2 separate regions of the Homo sapiens genome follow, and region 1 is linked to region 2. The links are chromatin loops, found by intact Hi-C in ENCODE. Cell type or tissue: heart left ventricle. All regions are shown on one strand. Links, peaks and the distances in the headings refer to the core of each region. The heading gives the core; the rest is flanking DNA.

Evidence for each region. A loop is a pair of places that touch in the nucleus more often than their neighbours do. Peaks named below come from ENCODE experiments on the same cell type or tissue, not always from the same donor. Only the 100,000 strongest peaks of a DNase experiment are listed, where the experiment ranks them.
Region 1: it touches region 2 in a loop (2.0-fold over the local background); 25 of 110 quality-filtered maps call a loop at or near these places.

Annotation. Positions count from the first base shown.
Region 1 is chr11:114,123,409-114,126,319 of GRCh38, reverse strand. All of the region lies in intron 2 of ZBTB16 (zinc finger and BTB domain containing 16), which reads right to left. Among named protein-coding and RNA genes, the nearest start is that of ZBTB16, 65 kb to the right of the region's middle. In heart left ventricle, for the core only: no CTCF peak of the experiment used is centred there; no DNase peak of the experiment used is centred there; H3K27ac peaks cover 1,021 bases.
Region 2 is chr11:114,179,560-114,182,470 of GRCh38, reverse strand. All of the region lies in intron 3 of ZBTB16 (zinc finger and BTB domain containing 16), which reads right to left. Among named protein-coding and RNA genes, the nearest start is that of NNMT, 120 kb to the left of the region's middle. In heart left ventricle, for the core only: a CTCF peak has its summit at 1,816 (motif pointing right); a DNase peak (open chromatin) is centred at 1,765; H3K4me3 peaks cover 882 bases; H3K27ac peaks cover 2,500 bases.

The DNA.
Region 1 (2,911 bases), core at 94-2,593, 56 kb after region 2:
TATTAAGGTTCCTATTTTATGGCTCCTTCTAGATCACATATTTCAATACAGAGCAGCAGATTCACCTCGTTTTAAGACCAGATGGGGCAGAGCTGGCATTAGACAAAAGCATTATCCACGCCTGGGCAAAAGAAATGGATTCCAATGAGAGATCACAGAAGCAAAAGTCTCAGTGCCAGAAAGATCCTAAAAATGGCAGAACCTATGGGGCACAGCTTGTTCCAACCTTTCCATCTAGGAGGACACATTTAACAGGAGCAGGAGGCTGTGGATATGACTGATGACTTGCTTCCCAATGTACTCCAGAACTCTCCTTTTACAAATAAGGACACATCACTCCAAGAGTTGGAGTGTGCAAACCCAGATCTGGCTCCAAAAGGCAGTGATATTTTCACCTCTTCAGGAGAAGGCTGCTTTGCTCCTTTTGTTCCCTCTGTTGCCTCTTCATGTGAAAAGAGATGCGTATTGTGGAGTGAACTTCCTTTATGGGGGTCAAGTAGGACCGTAAAAGACCTCCTCTAGCTGTCTGAAACGAAAAAGGTCTAAAGCAAGATGGCGCTCCTGCAACAAACAGCACCTGGACCCCCTCCAGCCAGCACCGCTTCTGCCCTAGAGGGAAAACCAAAGGAGGCCAGGAGGTCCGACTGATCTGGGGGAGGAGACTTGGAGGACACCTTTCACCTCCTACTTTCCTGCAACCATCTCCTCCTTGTGAAGGCAAGACAGGCCCCTTCTGCAGGCTCGATGAAAAAAAAAAAAGTCCTACAAGGAAAGACAAAAATGAAAACAAGAATGACATCATGTGGAATTTGTGTGGGAAACCTGTTGTCGGATAGTTAGATAACCTTGGGCACACTCCTCAACTCCATGGGCCACAGCTTTCTCACCTCTAACACACAAAAAGATAATACCACCTGTCTCCTACCTCAAAAGGCTGCTCTACGGTTACATAGATCAGGAAGGAAACCAGTGGGGCAAACTATTAAAAATCAGTAAACTCCAAATGGGTAAGGTGATATGGGTGCTCTCTGTATTATTCTTGAAACTTTTCTGTAAGCTTGAAATTATTTCATAAAAATAAAGCACATTCATTTCCCTAGAGGAGAGCTGAAATGGAGAGCAAATAAGGAATACTGTTAATTCTTTATAGATATCTTTGTACTGCCTCTCTTGTTAAAATGAGTGTGTGTTACTGACACTGCTGTCATTTTTTTTTTAACTCCAATAGAACTATAAAGGAAAACAGGCAGATGAGGAAGGTAAAGGATCTGGGATCTGTGGCTGACCCCGAGAAGAGGGTCAGGCCCAGTAACTATCTGCCTCCCTCCCACCCTTTAGCCCACTCCCTTTGTGCTGGGAGAGCAAGAGAGTGAGCATGACCATGCCTCCCCAAACACAGTGCAAGCTTCCTGAGGTCAAGAGACTGCTTCTCTTCTTGCTCATGAACTCTCCTCCTCCACAGCACCCTCGTGCTGCACTCCACACTCAGTGGTCATTCAATACCTGCGTCCAACTGACAATGAGAGCAAGTGAGAGGCTGGAACAGGTGTACCCTGCACAGTCATTAGAACGGAGAGATTTTCATCAGCCTGACTTGGCTTAACTGTCTCCTTCTGGTACATGAAGCTCAGGTTTCAGGGATATGGCCAAGAGATGCTGATTTGCCAGTGGCCGAAATGGTGAGGTCTTCTCAGTGCTATGGACCCAAAGGGTTAATGTTCAGTTGGTTTTTTTTGTTTTGTTTTTGTTTTTTTTTTTTTTTGGTTTTTTTTTTTGTTTTGTTTTTGCCTCTTCCCCCATCCCCTTTCCAAATGACTGGCCTTAATCCCAGAGCTTAGCAAGGCTGGAATTCCAGAACACCTCAATTCTGGACCTTGTTTGGTAGGGGGTTGGCGAAAGAGGTTCAGGGAGAGATGCTAAGAGAGAATAGAGGGTGGGAGAAGCATTTGGGGGTAAATCTGAGGACTCTGTTGCATGCTGTGGCCTTTTCAGTCATCATAGCCATGAACACATGGCCACCCAGAGCCCCTCTTCTTCTAATAACCCCTGGCATAAGCGCAGGTGACAGTGATGTATTAAAAAATAAAGAAGGCTGTTTGCTTCCATAAGTTACCCTGACCCCGCAATGAGGGCCTCGCATCACACTTACGGTGACTGCTAAATTGAGCAAACATGACACAGATGTCCTAAGAGTCACAAAGAGAATCAGGCTGGACTTCACTCCCCATTACCCCCGACCATCTCCGCAAAGCAGAGTGACCTTAAAAGCAGAATACATCTGCTGAAACCCTGTTGAAATTATTCATATGTTTTGATTCCTAATTCAGAAATAATAAGTGGTTCATGGGTTCCAAGTTTAAAAATATATTCATCATCTGGTCTCTGTTGCGGCACGTATCCCACTGGCACTGGAGGTGACACCACAAAAGGCTCCCGTAGCAGCCTGGCGCCCGTATATCCATTTAGCCACAGGTGACAGGGGTGGGTGGCTCCACTGCTCCTCTTTTCATTTTATTAAAACCCTATTTTAAGGCCACTGTCAAGAAGAGTGACTTAATTCCTTTGGAACATAGAGCTAAGAGACTGGCAAACTGTAAATCTGGCTCTTTCTTGACTGCTCCTCAGAAAGTACAAGAAATGGGAATTTAGACTCAATTTCAAATACCATGTGTAAACTGAGACACAGGGCAGCTCATTAGGAGTGTGTTCACAGCCAACAGGAACCCAAGGCCACCCTCAAACATTCCTTTTCCAGAAAGTCCTCTCTAATTACATACACACAGACAGACATGTGCATACATACATATATGTATATATATGCCTGTACATATGTGTATATATGCACACATCTCGTATATGGATACACACACGCACAGCAGGACTATTCACCCCAAGTGCAATGTGTTTGAGT
Region 2 (2,911 bases), core at 310-2,809:
AAATCCCTGCCCTCAGGGAGTTTATGTTCAAGATGGGAGGGCAGATTTTTAAAGAGCGAGTAAATACAAAACAGGCCAGGTGGTGATAAGTGATAAAAAGAGAAATAAATTAAATGAAGAGGGCCGGACACAATGGCTCACGCCTGTAATCCCAGCACTTTGGGAGGCCGGGATGGGTAGATCACTTGAGCTCAGGAGTTCAAGACTAAGCTGGCCAACATGGTGAAACCCCATCTCTACTAAAAATACAAAAATTGGCCAGGCATGGTGGCTGATTTAAAATCCCAGCTACTCAGGAAGCTGAGGCAGGAGAATAGCTTGAGCCCGGAAGGCAGAGGTTGCAGTGAGCTGAGATCACACCATTGCACTCCAGCCTGGGAAACAGGAGTGAAACCCTGTCTCAAAACAACAACAATAACAACAACAAAGCATTGAGTAAAGATAAACAGAGAGTGCCAGGGGCTGTTCTTTTACACAGCGTAGTCAGGGAGGCCCTTGCTGATGCACTGACATCTGCATAGAGCAAGGCCACCACGTGAGAACACCCTCGCCAGGCAAGGCAAGAGGAGCAAGGAGGCCAGCTGCACGGGATGGAGTGACATGGAGGTGGGAGATGCGGGGCTGGGGGAAGTTAAGGGATAGATTGCGGGAAAGAAATTAAATAGCAGAGGGAGAATAGCAGAAGATAAAGTGCGCTAGACCCTTGCTAACCACAGCAATCACAGATCCAAGCAAACCGAGAAAAATAGCAGGATCTAGAGGTGCAGGCACGAGATCCCACGCCTAACTTGGCCACTCACAGCTGTGGGCATCACACTAGTCATCACACCTTGATGAACTGATTTCCCAATCTGTAAAATGGGCATAAGCCTATCTGTCTGCCTCCCTGAGGCTGCTGTGAGGAGCAAACAGGATAATAGACATAAGTGAATACAAAACTCCTTGTCAATCACAAAACATTCTGTGGATAGCAGAGGTCCTTGGTGCCATTTATACCTCAGGAGGCAGTGCAGTGTGGTTAAGAACTCAACATTTGGGTCAGACAGATCAGAGGTCAAATCCCAGGCAAGCTAGTCGCCAGCTGTGACCCTCAGCAAGCTGCCAGTCTCAGGGAGCCTGTTGCCTCAGCTGTAAAATGGAAGCAGTAAGGGGAGGTCCCTTGGAGAGTTGCGACAAGGTGGGGAAAGTGCTCCATCCTACAGCTGGTGGGTAGATATACAGAACCAGTAAGTCGCAGCTACCATCTTCTCCAGTCACTTTTCCTTTAAAGAAAGAGCTCCCTTCATGCAATTAAAGTATGACTGATTTTACTGGAATTGGATGTACAGTTATTTGGGGGCCATTTATCTTGTGTAAAGTGAGTCTCACATTCATAAAGACACACAGTACCACACGTGCACATACATGAACGCACACATGCACACCCCACCTTGTTCCTCTAATTTAAAGATGAGTGATTGTTTTGTTGAGGGGAGCAGAAAAATCTGCCATCGAACCAATATGTCAGTATCAGCAGCTATTCACCAACCTGGCTCTGAAATCTTCTCTGGACAAGCCCCTGGAGCCCCATTCAACTGTCCTGTATTTGGAGCTCTCTTCCATCTTCCCAGTGGACTGTAAGCTCTGTGAGAGCAGGTTCCCACCTGTCTTGGGCTTTACCATATCCCTGATACCCTGCGCCATGCCTGGCATACAGTCTGTGCCCACTAAATGCTTGTTAAACAAAGAAAGTCCCAGGCAGGTTCCTGGGTGCAGAACTCACCTGGGAAGGGCGCAATGGCCACTCAGGGCACTGCCAAGCTGTCTGTCCCCTAGGGGGTGGCAGAGTCCTTATTCTGCACACTCCGTTCTCTACTACCCCCTATTTAAAACTCAAGGACATGGTCTCTGGCTAGGTCTCAGGTAGTTGAGAGGAAAAGGGAGGAAAGGTTAGGAAGTGGGGCTGTCTGCTTCTTCTGGTGTGAGATCTCCCTCTCATCAGCATGTCTGCTCCCAACCCAGTCCAATGCTCACTGTGGCAGCCAACAAACAACCCTTCCCTCCGCTACAGTCAGTGAGCCTCCTGCCCCCCAGGCAGTGATCTGCCGAGTGACTACTCCCTACCCCAGGCACTGAGTTTATCTGAGATTCCAGGTACCCAGTTGTGAAAGAGACAGGCGGACATCCTTGCCCCTACCAGTCTCCCAGGTACCCTGCAGATGAGGGCTTCGGGATGTTCTAAGCACCACCCTGTAGGGAGCTCCCTGACCATTTTGGGTTCTCCAGACTCCTACTCTTCTCCCCTTTTTCCCTGACTTCCCGACACCTCCAGAAGGTTGGGGATAAAGGAAGGAGGAAGGTTCAAAGCCAGTTAAAGTTCGGTGGAAAGACAGGACGCACATGCCAGAGGCGGGACTGAGGCCTCCGTGTGTGGGAGCAGCTCTCCCTCTGTGCCAAGGATCACCCCAACTCACAGGAATCAAAGGAGGGAACAGCCAGCAGGGCACTTTCAAAAACATAAAGCTTTCTCTAAATGCCCAGGATCCCAATGACAATAAAGCTGAAATCCAGTGGAAGCCATGACAAGCTCCCTGCAGCTGCCCTCTCCCCCTTGTCAAAGAACCTCCCTCCCTACCTGCCCTAACCAGAAATGAGGCTGAGGGGGTCCCGGCATCCAGGAAGGAAGCAGAAGACACTGAATGCAATCAGATATGGGGTGGTGTCTCTCTGAAGGAAATAAGGCAGAAGCCAATGAGGGAAGAAAAAAAAAATTCAAATCCCTCCCTCTCCAAAGCCTCTCCCACCCCCATGCTAATAATAAGAAGGGAGAAAAAAAAGAACCACTGAAAAAACACCTAATGTTTGCCAGCATCTAATGTTGAGTGGTGTGTCCTTTTTTTCAAAATTCCTTGAGATTTTAAAATAAACATCT